Regions from separate parts of the Homo sapiens genome. Here region 1 is linked to region 2. A link is a loop called in an ENCODE intact Hi-C map of the cell type or tissue named here. Cell type or tissue: heart left ventricle. All regions are shown on one strand.

The links. Peaks named below come from ENCODE experiments on the same cell type or tissue, not always from the same donor. Only the 100,000 strongest peaks of a DNase experiment are listed, where the experiment ranks them.
Region 1: it touches region 2 in a loop (2.2-fold over the local background); 1 of 110 quality-filtered maps calls a loop at or near these places.

The regions. Positions count from the first base shown.
Region 1 is chr18:24,374,261-24,379,260 of GRCh38, forward strand. It overlaps OSBPL1A (oxysterol binding protein like 1A), which reads right to left. Exons shown (of 28, transcript NM_080597.4): 2 at 3,153-3,275. The coding sequence starts at 3,273. The region is part of intron 2 of LOC124904268 (a long non-coding RNA gene); the gene reads left to right. Among named protein-coding and RNA genes, the nearest start is that of OSBPL1A, 21 kb to the right of the region's middle. RefSeq lists a silencer at 4,385-4,679. In heart left ventricle, no CTCF peak of the experiment used is centred here; a DNase peak (open chromatin) is centred at 2,633.
Region 2 is chr18:24,292,059-24,297,058 of GRCh38, forward strand. The region is part of intron 14 of OSBPL1A (oxysterol binding protein like 1A); the gene reads right to left. Among named protein-coding and RNA genes, the nearest start is that of MIR320C2, 27 kb to the right of the region's middle. In heart left ventricle, no CTCF peak of the experiment used is centred here; no DNase peak of the experiment used is centred here.

The DNA.
Region 1 (5,000 bases), 82 kb after region 2:
TGCAAAGATGCTATTTCTTCCCCACTGAGGGTGAGGTCATGAGGTTTGCTGCCCTGGTACAGGAGGAGGAAGTAGCAAAAAGAATAAAATATCCACCTGAAGCCAGCCCTTTCTGGGACTGAGGAACTGTGGAAGAAAAAAAGACAAAAGCTGAGACACGTGGCTCTGGATCTTAAACTCGGAAAGTGGGATACATTGAGGAGACATAGAGAACAGGCAAGCTGCTTCCGGGATGCAGGAAAAGACCCCCCCTAGATCGCCCATCTTAGCACTCCCCTGCCAGATGCCACATCAAAGCAGACTCAGTAAGGTGTCCTGAGGGAAGGCTGCATTTTGGCTAACCAGAGCTGCTCTAGGTTCCCCCATGTCATTGGCTCCCACATGCCACTCTCCCAAGAAGGGAACAGGAGTGTGTCTGCATTGAACCAGCAAGCCTAGGCCAGGTGCCAGATGAAGATGTGACAGAGGGTAACACAAGCCAACATGAGAGTCTCCTGATACAGCCAAGGAGCCTTACCTATGCCACACGACACACTGAGAGACCTGAGTTTGACTTTCTACCTGAGTTTCACGTCAGCTTCCAATGCTTAAGGAGCACCAGGAAGACAAGGGTGGCTGAGGACCCAAAGCCAAGTCATAGATTCGAGGAAAACCTGCCTCTCCACCACACGAACACACAGCAAGTCTCACCTCTACACTCAAACACCAAGCTAGAGGAAACACAGGGGAAGGGAGATCAAGACTTTATCAAAAAGGCTACTAAAAAAAGTATGGCTAGATGCAATGGATCACACCTGTAATCCCAACACTTTGGGAGGCTGAGATGAGAGGATCGCTTGAGACCAGGAGTTCAAGACCAGCCTGGGGAACACAGCAAGATCCCGTTTCTACAAGAAATACAAAAATTAGCCAGGCGTGGTGGCATGTGCTTGTAGTCCCAACTACTCTGGAGGCTGAGGTGGGACAAAGGCTTGAGCCCAGAAGTCTGAGGCTGCCATGAACTGTGAGCATGCCACTGCACTCCAGCCTGGGCAACAGAACAAAACCCTGTCTCAAAAAAAAAAAAAAAAAAAAAAAAAAAAGACAGAAGTACCCAAAGACTAACGTTTACTCTCCCCATACCTCCCAGAACATGAAGAGGTTTATTACAATACCAGAGCCATTTTGAGAACACGTTTTATTTCTCTGCACATTTGATGCAAGGTTGTGATGTATTGGCCACTTTGCTACACATGGCATATTATGACTTGGCTGCTATGTTGTTTCTTCTTCCTTGAACCATTTTTTCTTCTCTATCGTCACCTGGTTAACTCCTACTCTTTCACATTTCATCTTAGAATCGTCTCCTCCAAGAAGCAAATCCTTCAAGTTCCAGTTTCACACCTCTCCCATGACACCTGCACTTCCAGATCCTGGTACCTATTTTGTAATGCAGACTAGTCTGATCTGTTAATCTACTAGACTAAGCTCAATAAGGGCAGGGATCCCATGTGTCTCTTCATCATTATCTCCAAGACACACAGTAAACACTCAGACCTGCTGGGTCAACTGCAATGTCTTCAAGAAGAAAAAAAAATTATCATAGTGTATCTGGAATTGGTGGGTTCTTGGTCTCACTGACTTCAAGAATGAAGCCGCGGACCCTCGCGGTGAGTGTTACAGCTCTTAAGGCGGCGCGTCTGGAGTTGTTTGTTCCTCCCGGTGGGCTCGTGGTCTCCCTGGCTTCAGGAGTGAAGCTGCAGACCTTCGCAGTGAGTGTTACAGCTCATAAAAGCAGTGTGGACCCAAAGAGTGAGCAGTAGCAAGATTTATTGCGAAGAGCAAAAGAACAAAGCTTCCACAGTGTGGAAGGGGACTCCAGCGAGTTGCCACTGCTGGCTCCGGCAGCCTGCTGTTATTCTCTTGTCTGGCCCCACCCACATCCTGCTGACTGGTAGAGCCGAGTGGTCTGTTTTGACAGGGTGCTGATTGGTACCTTTACAATCCCTGAGTTAGACACAAAGGTTCTCCACATCCTCACCAGGTTAGCTAGATACAGAGTGTGGACACAAAGGTTCTCCAAGGCCCCACCAGAGTAGCTAGATACAGAGTATTGATTGGTGCATTCACAAACCCTGAACTAGACGCAGGGTGCTGATTGGTGTGTTTATAAACCTTGAGCTAGATACAGAGTGCCGATTGGTGTATTTACAATCCCTGGGCTAGACATAAAGGTTCTCCACCTCCCCACCAGACTCAGGAGCCCAGCTGGCTTCACCCAGTGGATCCCGCACTGGGGCTGCAGGTGGAGCTGCCTGCCAGTCCTGCACCATGCGCCCGCACTCCTCAGCCCTTGGGTGGTGGATGGGACTGGGCGCTGTGGAGCAGGGGGCAGTGCTCATCGAGGAGGCTTGGGCCGCACAGGAGCCCATGGAGGGGGTGGGAGGCTGAAGCATGGCCGACTGCAGGTCCTGAGCCCTGCCCCGCAGGAAGGCAGCTAAGGCCCGGTGAGAGATCCAGCGCAGCGCCGGTGGGCTGGCACTGCTGGGGGACCCAGTACACCCTCCGCAGCCGCTGGCCCGGGTGCTAAGCTCCTCATTGCCAGGGGCCGACAGGGCCGGCCGGCTGCTCCCAGTGCGGGGCCCACCAAGCCCACGCCCACGCCCACACGGAACTCCAGCCGGCCCGCAAACGCCGCGCGCAGCCCTGGTTCCCGCTAGCGCCTCTCCTTCCACACCTCCCTGCAAGCCGAGGGAGCCGGCTCCAGCCTTGGCCAGCACAGAAAGGGGCTCCCACAGTGCAGCGATGGGCTGAAGGGCTCCTCAAGTGCCGCCAAAGTGGGAGCCCAGGCAGAGGAGGCCCGAAAGCGAGCGAGGTCTGTGAGGACTGCCAGCACGCTGTCACCTCTCAATAGGATGTATCCTGTGGGCTAGAGCCACCCTTGTGGCTTGTAATATTTGGGATCCATAACAATTTTAAGAATTTAAAATTCTTATGTCACTTTCTCTGACTCAGAGGGGGCTAGGAGAGACATTTCCTCCAATCTGTGGGGTTCTTCCTAGCATGAGAGATAGAGATTAATTACATGATAGATAAGAAAGGTTAGCATTAAATAAATGCTAAGAGTAGTGCAGACTCATAAGAGAAAGCTACAAAATCCATTCAAAGTTTACCTTTGCAATTAATGTCAGCAATCACTTCATTCCTCGCCATGGTCTCTAATAGTTGTCTTACTTCTTCAGCATTGCCATTTCTGGCGTGATGGAGAAGCTGTTGCTCCGCTTCTGTGTTCATTTCTAAATTAAGAAAATAATAACATTGCTATTATTTAAGAACATAATTAGCTTTTAGATATCACCTGCTAATACAGAAAGGGGAAAGAATCCTCATTTTGCAGCTGATAAGACAGACACAACAACTGAATAAATCCGTTGCAGGGTGAGAACTTGAGCCTGAGACCCCTTGCCCTTCCTATTATTATTGAAGCAGTACAGGAGACACTTGGGCAAGTCTCTTAACTTCTTAAGGCCTTAGTTTCCTCATCTGCAGAATACAACCAACCGCATAAGCTGTTTGTTGTAAGATTATGTATGTGAAAGCATTCTGTCAAATACATAGTATTATGCAAATAGTTATTACATTAAAAATTAGACATAAAAGGAAAAAACAAAATTAGAGATAAAGTCAAAGTATGACTTTATTTCCTATATGACCATTCATATAGGAATAGTGTAAGACTAACATGTAAACTAACACATTCAAAACTGTGCAAAGAATCATTCTGAATAGAAACTCATTATAGATAAATGCCCTGAAGTGGCTATATGTAAACAAATTTATTTTTTCTGTCACATTTTCTTATCAAGCCCCAAACCAAATATAGAAAATTACAACCAAATTTCAAGCATTTATGTCAAAATGAGCAAATATTACAAATAGCAATTCCCAGAAGTATGTCATTCTTACTAATAATCAAATAAATAAAAATCATTCAAACACAAGTGATATTTTTCATGCCCATTGAATTAGCAAAAATAAAAAAAGACAAGAAACAATGCTGGCATGGGCAGGAAATAGCACTCCTGTAGACTGCTAAAATGAATATAAATGCATACAACCTTTCATACATTACAGGTGGAGATCAGCAATTTGGCAATATCAAATAAACTTCAAAATTCATATATACCATTTACTTTGTCTAGGCAACTCTATTTCTAGAAATCTATCCTGCAAAAACATTTACACAAGATTTTTATTTCAATGTTTATTTTTCCCCTCACTTTTGCTGTCATCTTATACAAGATTATTTTGAAACCATGCTTATAAAGATTACATTATTTGTAATAGTGGAAAAGTTAGAAACCACTCCATGTCATCAACAGGGGACTGGTTAAATACATCTTCCAGTGAGGCTAAAAGAGATGGGCTGTATAGGCTGGTGACTGGATGGGTTTTGAAGGCATGGTTTCAAAACAGAGCAGAGCAAACAGCTTGTCTCCAGCCCTCTTGCCCTAATCGGCATTTCTTATGCAGGCAAGCCAGGCTTTACCCTCTATGAGACTTAGCTGGTTATATTCCCTAAAGTACAAGAGAGACACCAGGAGGTCCCAGCAAGTGGTCAAGCCAGGCAAACCTTACAATGAAGTTAGCAGTCAACAGGGCCCACCCACTCTCTCAGTTTTCAATCAACTTTCTAGCTCCCCACTCTTAAACATGAAAGACAAAGACCAAAACCAAACAGGGAAGAAAAGCAACCTAGAGAAAACAAGGTATCAAAGAAAATGTTAAAAAATAATAACTAATATCCTTAGATAATAAATGACATTCTGTCCTGTAACAAAAACAAGATGCTATTAAAAAAAAATAAAGCTTGAGAAAAAGAACTTTGGAAATAAAAATAGCAAAAATTAAAACTTCAATAAAAGAGTTGGAAAATAAGTTGAGAATATCTCCTAGAAAATAAAATGTTAAGAAAATGGGAGATAAAAGATGAATGTTGGCCAGGCACAGTGGCTCATGCC
Region 2 (5,000 bases):
TGAGCAACAGCAAAACTCTGTCTCAAAAAGAAAAAAGAAAATATCAGAAGTCAGAATAAATTGCAATTGCATCTTCAAAATGCTAGTGGAAGATAACTATAACCCAGTGAGGGTGAAATAAAGATTTAGATAAGGTAGAAATTCTTCTACTCACAGACCCCCAATGAAAGAATTACTCAAAGATTTGCCTCAGAAAATAAAACAGAATTCAGGGGAGAGGAGTAGGATATAAAAATCAGTGGCATTAACTGTGGAAACCCTCTTGGCAAAAGAATGCAAAATATGCCACAGTTCTGATGGTTTCTTCCCTATTTCATGTCTCTAAAAGGTCTCTTTGACTTGTACACTCGTTAAATTTACTAACTTGACAGAAATTTATTGTTTCTCCCTGAGTTTGAGAGATATAAGGTATAAATTTAAGCTAGATAAGTAGGTCATTCATTTCACTCACTCATTCATCACACACAGAGAGAAAGAGAGACGGCGAGAGAGAGGAGAGAGAGACCCCCATCACATGCCAAGTTCTGTTGAGGTACCAAAGATAATCGGCAAACAGGTAAAAATCCCTGCCCTGAAGTTTATACCACGGTGGGAAAGGCAGACAATCAACTACACACACTCATAGGAAGTCTGATAAGTAACAAAAGAGAAACTGCAGTAAGGTAGAGGGGTAACAAGTGCTGAGGGGAGGTGAACTTCACAGAGGATGAGGTACCAGCTAAGGGTCTCAGCAGGGAAGAGCTGGCCTGCTCAAAGGTAACTGAGGTCTGGGCACAGTGGCTCACGCCTGTAATCCCAGCACTTTGGGAGGCTGAAGTGGGTGGATCACTTGAGGTCAGGAGTTCAAGGCCAGCCTGCCCAAAAGGGAGAAACTCCGTCTCTACTAAAAATATAAAAATTAGCCGGGTGTGGTGGCTCGCGCCTGTGGTCCCAGCTACTCAGGAGGCTGAGGCAGGAGTATCGCTTGAACCTGGGGGCGGAGGTTGCAGTGAGCCAAGATCGCACCACTGCCTCTAGCCCAGGCGACAGAGAGGGACTCCCGTCTCAAAAAAAAAAAAAAAAAAAAAAAAGAAAAGAAAAGAAAAAATTAAAACGTTAACTGAGAAGAATTTGAAAAAGAGATTGCTCACAAAGGTGAGGAGGGTTGAAGTAACAGAGACTGGCGTGCGGGACACAGTTACCATCCTGGCACAGAGGGGGAAAGGGGAGAGGACAGTATTGCTAAGCCCAGCAAGAGCTGGAGTCTAGATCAGGCCAGTGGCCAGGCAGAGGAACCCGGCAGCACTGCGGAACCACAGTCCGGCTGGAGAGAATGAAGGTAAAGCCCTGAAACGACTTCCTCTCCCGTCCCTCCGCAGGTCTCCCGACAGAGCCTCCCATTTGCTGAATCCAATCACAAGTCCGAGGGCCAAGAAGCCCCAGGGCTGAGGCTGCAGTACACAAAGCAGGGCAGAGCAGACGAGGAGGAGCAAACCAGCGCAGGAGGCCAGGAAAATCCTCTGTGTGCAGGCACCTTTTGAAGAAAGACCTAGGGAAGGAAGGGAGTGACTACGCCACTCAGGAGAAAAGCCTTCCAGAAGAGGGAACAGCACACGAAAGGCCACTGGCAGGCGTAGGCCAGGCCAATGAGGCTGGAGAGGAGCCAGAAAGGGAACTGGGAGGTGGGGGGCTGAGGGGTGGAAGGGGCTGGAAGGCTCTGCAGGTCATTAGAATGACTCTGTCTCTCACTCCAAGTGAGAAGATCTGGAAGCCACTGGATGTTTCCAGCAAAGGACCTCAATCCACTGACATTTTGGGAGGATTTGGGGCAGAAGCTGTAGGGGGAAGGGTGAAATCTGGGGACAGCAAGTAGGTTTTCAGATGTCCACGTGGGAGGCAATGGTGGCTTGGACCAGGTGGCAACAGAGAAAGTGGTAAGTTTGTTTACTCAAAGCCCAGATTTTGAGGAAACAGTTTTAAGTAGGCTAAATAGAAGTGCTTTTCCTCTCAGATTTTTTTTTTCAGTTTTATTTTCTTGAGTTCGACTATTTTGCTTTTATATTTCAATAGTTTTGGGGGAATAGGTGGTGTTTGGTTACATGCATAAGTTCCTTAGTGAAGAAGTCTAAGATTTTAGTGCACCCATCACCTGAGCAGTGTACACTACATCCAATATGTGGTTGTTTTTTTTTTTGGTGGTGGTGTTGTTATTGAGATGGAGTCTTGCTCTGTTGCCCAGGCTGGAGTGCAGTGGCGCGATCTCGGCTCACTGCAACCTCCTCCTCCTGGGTTCAAGCGATTCTTCTGTCTCAGCCTCCTGAGTAGCGGGGATTACAGGTACCCGCCACCAGGCCCAGCTAATTTTTGTATTTTTTTAGTAGAGACGAGGTTTCACCATGTTGGCCAGGCTGGTCTCGAACTCCTGACCTCAGGTGATCCGCCCGACTCAGCCTCCCAAAGTGCTGGGATTACAGGCGTGAGCCACTGTGCCCGGTCCAATATGTAGATTTTAATTTCTCCCCCAGACTCTTTCCTTCCCAGTCCATAAAGACCATATCACTCTAAGTCTCTGCATCCTCAAAGCTTAGCTCCCACTTATAAATGAGAACAAATGGTTTTTGGTTTTTCCATTCCTGAGTTTCTAAGTATTCCATTCACTTAGAATAATGGCCTCCAGCTCCATCCAAGTTGCTGCAGAAGACATTATTTCATTCCTTTTTGTGGCTGAGTAGTATTCCATGTTGTATAAATACCACGTTATTTATCCATTCATTGGTTGATGGGCACTTAGGTTGGTCCCACATCTTTTGCAATTGTGAATTGTGCTGCTGTGAACATGGATGTGCATGTGTCTTTTTCATATAATGACTTCTTTTCCTTTGGGTAGATACCAGTAGTGGGACTGTTGGATCAAATAGTAGATCTACTTTTAGTTCTTTAGGGAATCTCCATACTGTTCTCCATAGAGGTTGTACTAATTTACATTCCCACCAGCAGTGTGAAAGTGTTCCCTTTTCACCACATCCACACCAACATCTATTGTTTTCTGACTTTTTCATTATGGCCATTCTTGTAGGAGTAAGATGGTATCTCCTTGTGGTTTGGATTTCCATTTCCATGATGATTAGTGCTGTTGAGCATTTTTTTATATGTTTGTTGGTCAACTGTATATCTTCTTTTGAGAAACATCTATTCATGTCTTTTGCCCACTTTTTGATGGGATTATTTGTATTTTTCTTGCTGATTTGTTTGAGTGCCTTGCAGATTTCAGATACTAGTCCTTTGTTGGATGCATAGTTTGCATATTTTCTCCCATTCTCTGGTTGTCTATTTATTCTGCTGATTATTTCTTTTTCTGTGCAGAAGCTTTTTAGTTTAATTAGGTTCCATTTATTTATTTTTGTTGTACTTGCTGTTGGGGTCTTAGTCATGAATTTTTGCCTAGGCCAATGTCCAGAAGAGTTTTTCCAATATTATCTTCTAGAATTGTTAGGCTTTCTGGTCTTAGAATTAAGTCTTTGATCCATCTTGAGTTGATTTTTATATAAGGCAGAGATGGGGATCCAGTTTCATTCTTATACATGTGGCTTGCCAATTATCCCAGCACATAGACTGGGGAAAGGATAGCCTATTTTGGGGAAAAGCTATATAAACTGAATAGGCTGTCCTTTCCCCAATTTATGTTTTTTTCAAATATATAAATTGAATAGGCCGTCCTTTCCCCAATTTATGTTTTTGTATGCTTTGTCAAAGATCAGTTGGCTGTATAATATTTGGTTTTATTTCTGGGTTCTCTATTCTGTTTCACTGGTCTAAGAGCCTTTTTTTTTTTCTCCATAACAGTAACCATGATGTTTTTGGTAACTAGAGCTCTGCAGTATAATTTAAAGTCCAATAATGTGATACCTCCAGATTTGTTCTTTTTTCTTAGTATTACTTTGGCTATTCAGGTTCTTATGGGATTCCATATGAGTTTTAAGATTTTTTTTCTAGTTCTGTGAAAAATTGTGATGGTATTTTGATGGGAATTGCATTGCATCTGTAAATTGCTTTGGGCAGTATGGTCATTTTCACAATATTGATTCTTCCCATCCATGAGCATGAGATATGTTTCCATTTATTTGTGTCATCTATGATTTCTTTCAGCAGTGTTTTGTAGTTTTCCTTGTAGAGAGCTTTCACCTCCTTGGCTAAGCACATTCCTACATATTTTATTTTTTTGCAACTGTTGTAAAAGGGATTGACTTCTTGATTTGATTCTCAGCTTGGTCGCTGTTGCTGTACAGCTGTGCTACTGATTTGTATACATTGATTTTGTAACCTGAGACTTTATTGAATTTGTTTATGAGATCTAGGAGTCTTTTGGATGAGTCTTTAGGATTTTCTAGGTGCGTGATCATATCACTGGCAAACAACACTAGTTTGACTTCCTCTTTTCCACATAGATGCCCTTTATTTCTTTCTCTTAACTGACTGCTCTGGCTAGGACTTCCAGTACTACGTTGAATAGGAAGTGGTAAAAGTGGGCATCCTTTTCTTATTTCAGTTCTTAGAGGGAATGCTTTCAATTTTTCCCTATTCAGTATGATGTTGGCTATGGGTTTGTCATATATGGCTTTTATTATTTTGAGGTAAGTCCCTTCTATGCCTAGTTTATTAAGAGTTTTTAACATAAAGGGATGCTGGATTTTATCAAATGCTTTTTCTGCATCTACTGAGATGATCACATGGTTTTTACTTTTAATTGTTTGTGATATATCATATTTATTGACTTGCATATATTAAAGCATCCCTGCATCCCTGGAACAAAACCCACCTGATCATGGTGTATTATCTTTCTGATATGCTGTTGGATTCAATTAGCTAGTATTTTTTTGAGGATTTTTGCACCTATGTTCATCAGGGATATTGGTCTGTAGTTTTCCTTGTTCGTTGTGTCCTTCTCTGGTTTTGGTATTAGGGTGATACTGGCTTCATAAAATGATTTAGGGAGGATTCCTTCTTTCTCTTTCTTTTGGAAT